Linked DNA regions of Mus musculus: region 1 is linked to region 2. A link is a loop called in an ENCODE intact Hi-C map of the cell type or tissue named here. Cell type or tissue: heart. All regions are shown on one strand.

Evidence for each region. Peaks named below come from ENCODE experiments on the same cell type or tissue, not always from the same donor. Only the 100,000 strongest peaks of a DNase experiment are listed, where the experiment ranks them.
Region 1: it touches region 2 in a loop (2.0-fold over the local background); 2 of 42 quality-filtered maps call a loop at or near these places.

What each region holds. Positions count from the first base shown.
Region 1 is chr9:37,253,336-37,258,335 of GRCm38, reverse strand. It overlaps Slc37a2 (solute carrier family 37 (glycerol-3-phosphate transporter), member 2), which reads left to right and starts at 2,598. Exons shown (of 19, transcript NM_001145960.1): 1 at 2,598-3,037. The coding sequence starts at 2,979. It also overlaps the pseudogene Gm10177. In heart, a CTCF peak has its summit at 2,289; a DNase peak (open chromatin) is centred at 2,985; H3K4me3 peaks cover 1,488 bases; H3K27ac peaks cover 949 bases; H3K27me3 peaks cover 623 bases.
Region 2 is chr9:37,634,437-37,639,436 of GRCm38, reverse strand. All of the region lies in intron 7 of Siae (sialic acid acetylesterase), which reads right to left. Among named protein-coding and RNA genes, the nearest start is that of Tbrg1, 20 kb to the left of the region's middle. In heart, a CTCF peak has its summit at 2,911 (motif pointing right); no DNase peak of the experiment used is centred here.

The DNA of each region.
Region 1 (5,000 bases), 380 kb after region 2:
AACTTATAGTTCTTACATCTGCCTCATACTGCAGGTGTTACTGTCCATGTTTTGTAGCTATGGAAACTGAGAATAAGAATCGATCCTGACTCTAAGTAGTGTTTTGTACTTTTAGTGTCCATCTCTCAATGAAAAAATCCTAGTATTATATTTCTTCCAATATCCTGACTTCCTGCCCATTGGGTCACATCTCCTGAGACAAAGTTCTTCTATTGTCTGCTTTATAAGACAGAAATGGAAGAAGGGAAATGCATTTTTAAGGTAATGCTTATGTGTGTGTGTGTGTGTGCTGATATTTTATGTTCTTCAGCCTAGTAACTTCTTTTGGCATTTGGTCGCTAATATTCAGGAGCATTCAAGGCCTTTTATCCCATCCATAAAACCAAGGAAGACACTCATTGCTAAACAGAAAGCCTAGAAAGTCGCATGGGTGATCAGTGAAACTCAGAAGCAGCTGAAACTGATACTTGGTGGCTAAAATGGCTAATACCATTGAGTGTCTTCATCCCACGTGCCTAATACTGAACCAAGTAATTAGAGGGCTGCCGGTCAGGAGTTAGGATCTTCTCCTTTGGTGGCTGACTGAGTGGCTCCTCCCTTCCTCATTTCTTCAAACACCGGTCACATCTCACAGGGTTTGAGAACATGCTGTGTGGGGGTGTCAGATACAACAGGAAGATGAGACAGGAGTGGAGAGGTGCTGTTAGTGGGGAGAAGGATTACCTGGGTTGTAATATCCCTCTGTGTCAGTCTCAAGCAGCAGGAAGCAGAGAGCATCCAGGTCACCTACAGGAGCAAGTGATAGACATGCCCCATGTGCCATCCTAATGCCTGGACAGGGAGTCATGGCTCGAATCCATAGGCAGCAAAGACTGTTTGAGCTCTGCTCCTTAGTACTTGTTGGCACATAATGGGGCATACATACTCTTACAGCCTCAGAGCACTTAGAGTAAGAGCTTATGAGCACCGTACAGTTCCAGCACTCAGCAGATGCAACTATGGAAGATACCAGCACACCTCTAGAAAAGCATGTGAAACAAACAGTGTGACTATCTTTCAAGTGGAGAGACAGCTGTCTTCCACTGCTGAAGTCTAGCTAGCACCACAGAAGCGCTGGCAATAGTCTCTCCATTCTTCCACTGATGTCTACTTACTGAATAACCTCGCATGGCTGCAGCTTCCTTGGTTCATTTGTATGGCAACCAGATCCTTCTCTTAGTCCTCTAGAAATCAGTAGCTGCCATTCTGAGGATGCCAGCTCACTCTGTGTGTCTTCTGTTTAATCAGGAGTGTTTGCCACCTGGGTTTGAAGTGCCCAGGGCAGATGAGAGCTTAAAGTCATGTTACCTATTTTGATACCCATGTATGCCCCACTTCACTAAATGGTAAAAAAGGGATGTGGAGTTTATTTATTTAGTGTGTGTATGTATGTCTATTTTATTTGGTACATTTGCCTGTGTATGCACATATGATGGCCAGAATAGGACCCTGAGTGTCTTCTGTCATTCTCCATTATTGTCTTACAACAGGGTTTCTTACTGAATAACAGACACTCGGTTTGGGGGGCTGGCTGGCTGGCCAGTGAGGCTTTCAAGCTCTACTTGTCTTCCTCTCCTAGTGCTGAGGTCAGTGGCCTGGGCAGCCATGCCTGCTTTTTTATGTGCATGCTGGAGATTCAAACTCCGGTTCTCATGCTTGCACAGGAAGTGCTCTTACTGAGCCATCTCCCTAGACCCTGTACTTAGGGATTTCACTGAATTGTACTACATGATACTCTTGGTTTCCAGCATTTTACACGACATGGCATTTGTGCCTCCTGCCTATTGCCTTCTCCTTCCTCTAATCCTTTACCCCTGCCCTTGACTTGTTGCCTTTATTTCTGGCACTAGACCCATACTCCCAACTGCTGGTATTATCCAAGGGTTTTATAACTCTGCTTACCCTTTTTCTGCTTGATACCAGGGCTGACAAGCCAAGCCCATTATCCTGAGTCCACTGTTTGGTGGAGTTGTTACTGCACCTCCTTGACCTTGCTCTGAATACTGGACACTCCTAAGAGTTAGGAGTGGGTGGGGTAAGGGCTAAACCCATTCCTATTTTATGTACTATTAAAAAGTTTACTTTTGAGGCGAATACTTTCCCTTTCCACCCTCAGTATTTTGCCCTTGGTTTCGTACACAAGAATCTCGTCGCAGCTTCTTTTTATAGGTGGAAATTTACTCTGAATCTTTAAGCTAGAGGCAGTCATTTTTATGAGCACGGAAGACCCTTGTAGCTCTTCACTGCCACCTGGCTGCGTGCCTGGAAAGTGGAGATTGGAGTATTGGCAACATAGTTAGTTACTGGCTAGTGGAGCTTTAGGAAAGCTCCAGCAGACTCAGTGAACTCAGATTCGTCTGAGCAAGCAGAACCAGAACCTGAGAGGTGGGTTTGGGGATCATTTTCCTCCCTGAGACACTTCCAGGGCTCCCAAAGAGAGCCCGCAGATCATGAGTCAGCGCGGTGGTCCCACTGCGTTCACTTACACAGAGCACCGGATTTGCTTTGTGTCAGGGCACAGAACTGCTCAAGACAGGTAGCACTGCAGGAAACCCAACGTCACACAGAGTTGATGACTTGTAGGACTGCTGTTTTCAGTTCCCCATCCCCTCGTGGGTAGTGAAATGGAAAAGCCCAGACAAGAAAGAGGAGCCCCAGGAAACTCAAGACTGCTGGTTTCTGACTAGGAGAGAAAGTTCGAGAAAACAGATGGCAGTACATAGAAAACAGTGGCTAGTGAGCACAGAGGGATAGCTAGGACTTGCACTCGGCGCGACCTAGAGGGCAGGCCGGTCATGTTCAAGGGGCGGAGGCTCTGGCCATGGGCCTGCCTGGGGCGGGCCAGTCGGCGGGGCATTTAAATCGCTGCCGCCGCTGGCCGGGACGCGCGCCGGCTCTGCACCCTCCATAGTCTCAGCTTCGAGTGCCGGCGCCTCAAGATGCGGTCCTCCCTGGCTCCTGGTGTCTGGTTCCTTCGCGCCTTCTCTAGGGACAGCTGGTGAGCAGGGCTGGGGAGGGAGGCTGCCAAGACGCGCAGAGACTTGCTCGGGCGGCGGATGTTTCTGCTTGTCCCTGGAGTGGGGGATGGGGTTCTAGTTCTATCTGGCAGGGCTCCTTCGGTGGCGCAGGCGTGGAAGTTTAGTAACACAGAACTATTAATTCCACATTAGCCCAGACTTCTGTCTAACCCCGGTGAAGAACAAACAGGGTGCCTAGGAGTCTTCATCCTTTTTGGTTTGCCACCCCGTATCTGCAAACACAAGCGCACAAGCGGGTACCTGTGGAGTGCCTCCAAGTCTTATCTGTGTATTTGGAGGATCCGGATTTGCCTTTGAGGAACCCAGGCCAAGAACTGGTAGAATATAAATGGAGCCAGAGAGCTTAAGGCCCCTATTGATTAGATTAGTTAACAAGCCAGAAATCACTGGTTCTATTAAGCCTGTCTGACCCTTCCAGTCTCAGGGATACCTAGCTAGGGCAAGATCTCTGGGATCAGAGCTGCAGCTGCTCCAACACTGGGTGGTCACCCTTAAAAGCATGAGCTGGCATTGACAGCAGCTGCTCCCAGGACCACAAGGTCACCCTTGTGCTGGGAGAAGAGGTTTTAGCCAATCTCCATTGAGCTTTTGGAGCAGTGTACTTGGTCTGCAAGAGGTGGGGAAGGAAGAGTGTTAAAACATTTTGTTAGTTACCGTCATTTATAAACTATAAAACTTAACAAAATAGCCAGTTGCTGGCTTCTAAAAAAAACAAAACAAAAACAAAACAGATGACACAGCAATCTCAAATCTAAATTCTCAAACTAAACTAAGGGTCAGATTGGGCAGATACTTAGTCATCAATTTGGCCTGGTTTTAAAATAAGTCATTTTGTTTCAAGGTCTCTCAGGCTAATAATCATCTAAAACATTCTTTAGATGGTTTATGTGGTCCTTTCTACATTTGGAACTATTAAACAGTTTTATGTTTTCAGAAAGAGAGAAAATGTCTCTCAAAAGGAGATGAACACGAGAGTGAGAGCGTGTACTGCCCTCATAATGAAGGAGCTAGAAGATGTCATAATTGGGTAGAAAGAGAATTCAAGGGGAGGGGAGAGTTGCCGTAAGGTGGATGTGGATGGTAGCGATGGGCGCACAGTACACTTGCTGTCCCTGACTTTAGCTGCCCTGACTTTACATTTAAAGGTGGTTGAGATGATAAGGTTTTGTGCTATGTATATTTTACCACAATTTTAAAAAGCATAATATAAATAAGCTCATTTATACATTAAGACTCTTGAAGCTGTCTCACTAGTGGACATATTTTATATGACTTATCAATTAGCTGCAACTTCAGAGACTAAAATTGCTCAATGTCAAGAAAAACTAAAATCAGGATAAATGACAGACTAGAGTCAGATAATCTGGAAAGTTTTCTCTCTGTAAAACATCCTTTTCTTTGTAGACTCCATTTCAGGTTTGTTTTTTTTTAATCTCTAAGAAAAAATTTTGATCACACAATAAAGTGGGTCTCCTTAGATCTAATCTCATGGTTTACTTATGTACAGCAAAAACATTAATTAACCAAATAGGTCATGATCAGTGCTCTTGGGAGTTTTCATAAGGAATCTTTTTAAGAAAAATTTAAGGTGTGTGTCCGTCCCCGTCCTTTGGCAGTGGTGGTGCATGTGTGTCTCTGTGAGGCCAGAAGTCAACCTCAGATGTCTGCCTTCAGCAGCCATCCATCTTAGTTTTTGAGACAGAGTTTCTTACTGGGACCCGGAACTTACCAGCGAGTTCCACGGAGCTTTAAGTAGCTCCAGCCTGTCTCTGCCTTCCCAGGCCTGGGGGCACAGATGCAGCCGCCACCTTGTCAGGCCTTAAGGTGGGCGCTGAGGATGATGCTCAGCTTGTGCAGCAAGTGCTCTGCCGACTGAGCTTGCCCCATTCTTTCTTTTTTTTTTTTTTTTTTTTTTTTTCTGTT
Region 2 (5,000 bases):
AACAAAGAGAGAGAGTAAGCTACGTGGCTATTGAAGCATGTTAGGAAGAATTTTAAGATGATACACTCTGACCTTTATATGACCCTTATATCCTTATATGATATTACATCCTTTGTGATGGGGACCTGAAGCTTGCTTCTCACTAACAGACTATGGTAATGGGATGTTACTCCTATGATTACATCCTGTAACACGGCAAAGAATGCCTTTGCAGATGTAATGTTGCTAACCAGTTGGCTTCAAGATCACCAAAAAGGAGGGAAGCTTGGTGAGCCTGACCAAGTCAGGGATGCCTTTCAGACAAGGTCTGGTGCCATGGAGTGGCCCTGCTGCCCTTCAGAAATCTGACTGCCATAAGTCCTATTGCAGCTTCAAGAAAATTAACTTTGCCAACAATGATGGGAGTTAAACAAGAACCCCAAGTCTCAGAGGAGACTCAAGCTCTGCCAGACACCATTTCTGTAACCACAAGCAGAGGCTGTAGCTAAGCCATCTGTGTCCCAGCTCACATCACACTCATGGGAATTGCGAGATAATAAATAAATATATGTTGGATGGTTTTAAGCTGCTAAATATAGTACTATGTAGCAATAGAAAATAAACACTTTGCAGGCAGGAAAAAAAGAATTAAAGAACTTAAAGTCAGAGTACGCCTAGTGTATGTAAGGAAAAAAAATTAGGCGGCCAGTATGAGTCAAATGGAATAGGTAGAGAGCATTGAGAAGTAAGGTCAGGAGGTGATGGGAGCAAAGCATACTTGGCCTTGTTAGCATCAGCTGCCACTCAAATGGGAGAGGGGGGACCCTGGAACCTTGACTGATACTCTGAGAATGTCCTAAAGAGTCAAGGTAGAAGCAAGGAGGGTTTGGAAGGCTCTGATAAGAGACACTAAGTCAATGGGAGTCTTGGCTAGTGAAGGAGCAGTGAGGGTAAGTGCTAGACTCTAGACAGTGAGCAGTAAGACTAACTACTTCATGCTGAAAGTTGATATGCCCCTTAGCCTGCAAAGAACAGAGGCTCCTGGAAGATTCTTGACCTAGTCAAAGTACTGAGAACAAATGGCTATTGAATGCCAAGCATAAATTCAATGACTGTATGAATCCCTCCAAAGGTCAGGGAGCATTGAGGAAGAAGCAGAGAAGAATGTAAAAGTCAAAGGAAGGGTATACCTTTAGAGGAATGGACCACTAACTTCTGATTCTAACACAGACAAAAAAAAAAAAAAGGCAAAAATTTTACAAGATCACATTCCAGAGGAGAGATATAGCCAATGAACAAAATAAACAAGAGAGAGCAAGCCATGTGGATACTGAAGCAGGTTAGGAAGAATTCTAAGATGATACACTCTATGTGTGTATCTAAGGATACATATACCCTTACATTATATGTGAGTTATACTGGAACTCACAACTCATTATGTCTGTGATTACCTGCATAAAAGCTGTAAAAGACTGGGCTTGTCAACAATATCATGAAAGTGGGAGGGGCTCATGGACTCCTACCCCCACCCCTGCTCCTCCACTGAGGATTTATATGTAGTTAACAGTTGATAAGGAGAGACATTTCCTCCAGTGATGTAGCTACTGGTAAGGTACCCAAGCTCCGATAAGCAAACCTGCACCCATGATACCGCATTGGGACATGGACAGACACACAAGTATACACTCACACACATACACACTCATACACACACATGACATGAAGAGGAGCTACCTGGAAAGAGAAGCAGGATTAGCAAGAGGGAGAGGGGACAAGAGAGAGTAATGGGGTGAATGTGACCAAATTGCTTATGTACATGAAGAAAATATCCTGATGAAACCTATCATTATATATAACTAGTATACCATAATAAAAGATCAAATGAAAAAAGAAGAAAAAAAAAACCTTACAACTACTGTGACACAGTATTTCCTGCTATTTCTTACTTTCTTAGTTTTTTGGTTCCTACGAGCACACTGTTCTTTGATTTAGACAGCACCTTCTTCCCAGTCCTAGTTCCAGCCAATGGAAGACATCCACCTACTTTCTGTCTCTCTTACAAACACGATCTAACAGTAAATCAGACCACAGTCTGGCCAGCATCCAAATTGTCGTTTGACACTCTTTCAAAACGTCTGACCCCATCAGGGAAGCTACACAGACTGTTCTATCCAGTCTTACTCATCCTGCTGCCCAGAAGAAAAAAAAAGCCTCATATCATCACATGGCCAGAAGAAACTTTAAAGATGTTTTCTGCTTCGTGAGTGACGAGTGTGACATTAGGAAAACAGAAAGCTGAAACAGTGACAAGCCACAGCCTTGACTATGGCACAGAATTAAAGGAACATTCCAGTTCTCTTGTTAAGATTCAGCATGCAAATCTGTCTTAACATAGGAAATGACAAACTGTGCTTCACACCAGAATCTCATAAAAACTAAAAGAATAAGGCTGAGGAGACAGCTCAGCCAATACAGGGCTTGCATGGAAAGTCTGATCACCAGAAATCACATCCCAGCACTGTGGAAACAGAGACCACATTCCAGGCTAATGAGTGACTTGATCTCAAAAAATGATGGATAGCACATGACCAACCATACCCAAAGTTGTCCTATGGTCTTCTACATATAAGTGCATGCACCTGCACCAACACACACACACACACACACAGAGAGAGAGAGAGAGAGAGAGAGAGAGAGAGAGAGAGATCTAATGAGTAATCCATCTTCTTTCAATGCAAGGACTGCAAGTGGAACCCGAGTCACCAGCAAGTGACATAATAGGAACGAACCAACAAAGTCACTAGAAACAGCCTAAAGTTCAACACAAAGACCCACTACAATCGACCCTCAAAGTCAAAAAGTCCTTTCCTCAAAATGGCAGTTGACTGAGAATTCCCTTAATTGTCCAGACGGCACTGCTGCACCCTGGCCACGTGGGGGCACCAGCATACTCCACACCCAAATGAAATGCTTGTGTTTTTTTCCTAATCTGAAGTACTGCGAAGAAGCTTGGTTCAACCTCCCATGGTGCTTCTTACAAATACGAAGACTAATGAAGATATGTAACTGCCAAACAAAAAAAACCCACAAAACTGGTCACATTCAAAAGATGTTACAAATACTAGTGAAGTTTTCAATCTGTTCCTCCAAGATCCCTTTTAAACCCGGCCTCCAGATCTTCCTTCCCTCATGCTTCCAGCCACCTGTCTATCAGTAACTCTTGAGTGCCCCACCAGCCATGGTCTCTTCCATGGGCTCCAGTCCTGAATTTCTAACTGTGATCTCACCGCTGCATTACTTCAAACACCATCTGTCATCTTTCCTAACAAGACAGCTCTCCCTGCAAATGTCCTGACTTCTTACAACAATAATAAATGCTAGCACCCAGCATGTTTTCACATAGATTAAGTCATGCAATACTTAAAATAAGAAAGATGTTTGTTCACAATTACACAGCTCAAAGAGTAGGAATCCCAGATGTGTAACTCCAGTCCCAGACCTTGTACCACACTATCTTGAGTTGTCATATTGGGTGTTTCCCTTTGAATCCACATACTTATATAAATACATATGGTAATATAAAAAGTAACTAGCATATTTTTGTTGGTGATAAAGTTAAGGCTAAAGGGTAAGAGGCTTCTGCAAACTGTCAAATTTAAAAGACCAGATGCCATGGTTATATGCATCCAAGTGCATATTTTTCATACGAACTACATAGTCACCTTCAAACAACAAGTACATGTAAAAAAAGAAAGTAAGTCATTAAGCCATGCTAGGTGGAAGAAAGTCAACAAAAACCCTTTCTGGGAAACAGGGCACAGTGGCCGGGGAGATGGGTCAGTACACATTTCCCACAAAAGCATTAAGACAAGTTCAGATCCACCCAACCTACATAAAGCCAGGATAGGTGGCACACATCAGTAATCCCAGCATTTCTGTAACAAAATGGGAAGCCCACACAAGAAAGTCCCCCAGAAACATGTAGACCCGCTTGCCTGGTGTTTGCAGTGGTAAGCAATGAAACCCTGTCTTAAACAAGGAGGAAGATGAGGACTGGGTGCCTGTCCTCTGACTTCTACATGCACACTGTGGTATATACACAAATGCACACCACGCAAACACACAGCATACAGACACAGACCACATAAATACACATATACACACACACACACCATACAAGCACATACCACACACACAAAATTACACATAAGCATACATCACACAAACACATATACACAGAAGCCTTCTTAAGGAGGAGTATGGTTAAAAAATTATATATATATATATATATATGAGGTACAAGAGACAGAGGGTAGTGAATAGAAAGTATCTGCAATGGTCACAGGGTAATACCTAAGCCATGACAGTGGCCATTCTACTGAAGGTTGGGCGTTTTTTTCCTAACACCTTAATTGTGTAATTTCCTATTCCATAAAAGACAAGAACTACCACTCAGCTAGAAAGTCTAAGCATTAGATATTTCATGAATTTAATTTTGAACTTGGCCCATGTATTTATTCCTTTTGTCTAAGGATGAACATACAATCCTTCTGACTAGCCTGTAACCAGATGCAGGGCTTCCTCTCCTGACAGTGTTCTTTCATATTGTGTTGTAAGCCATCATTGATGCTAACCAACTACATACTAGGAATACAAACCTGACCCCAAAAAAACATAGCCACCTATATGACTCACATGTAAACAAAACGAAAGCATAAGATATTACAAGATTATCTGAGGAAAGGGCACCTAACCCATACTGAATAATCACAAGTAGTTCCCTTAGATCCAAGCAAAGACCTAGGAAAGTGTAAGAAAGAAAAATTGTTTCAAACAAAGGACATATAAATATGGTCAATTCTGGAGGGTATGGAGATAACATGGTAGTTTGGTCAATCAGTTAGTTAGTAGGTCTAACAATGCAGCAGAGCCAGCCTGAGTCAGCCAAGGAAATGCACAACCCTGTTCAACATGGGACCGTCCCCATTCTTACACACAGTTGCTAAAGGCACAGTTATGCA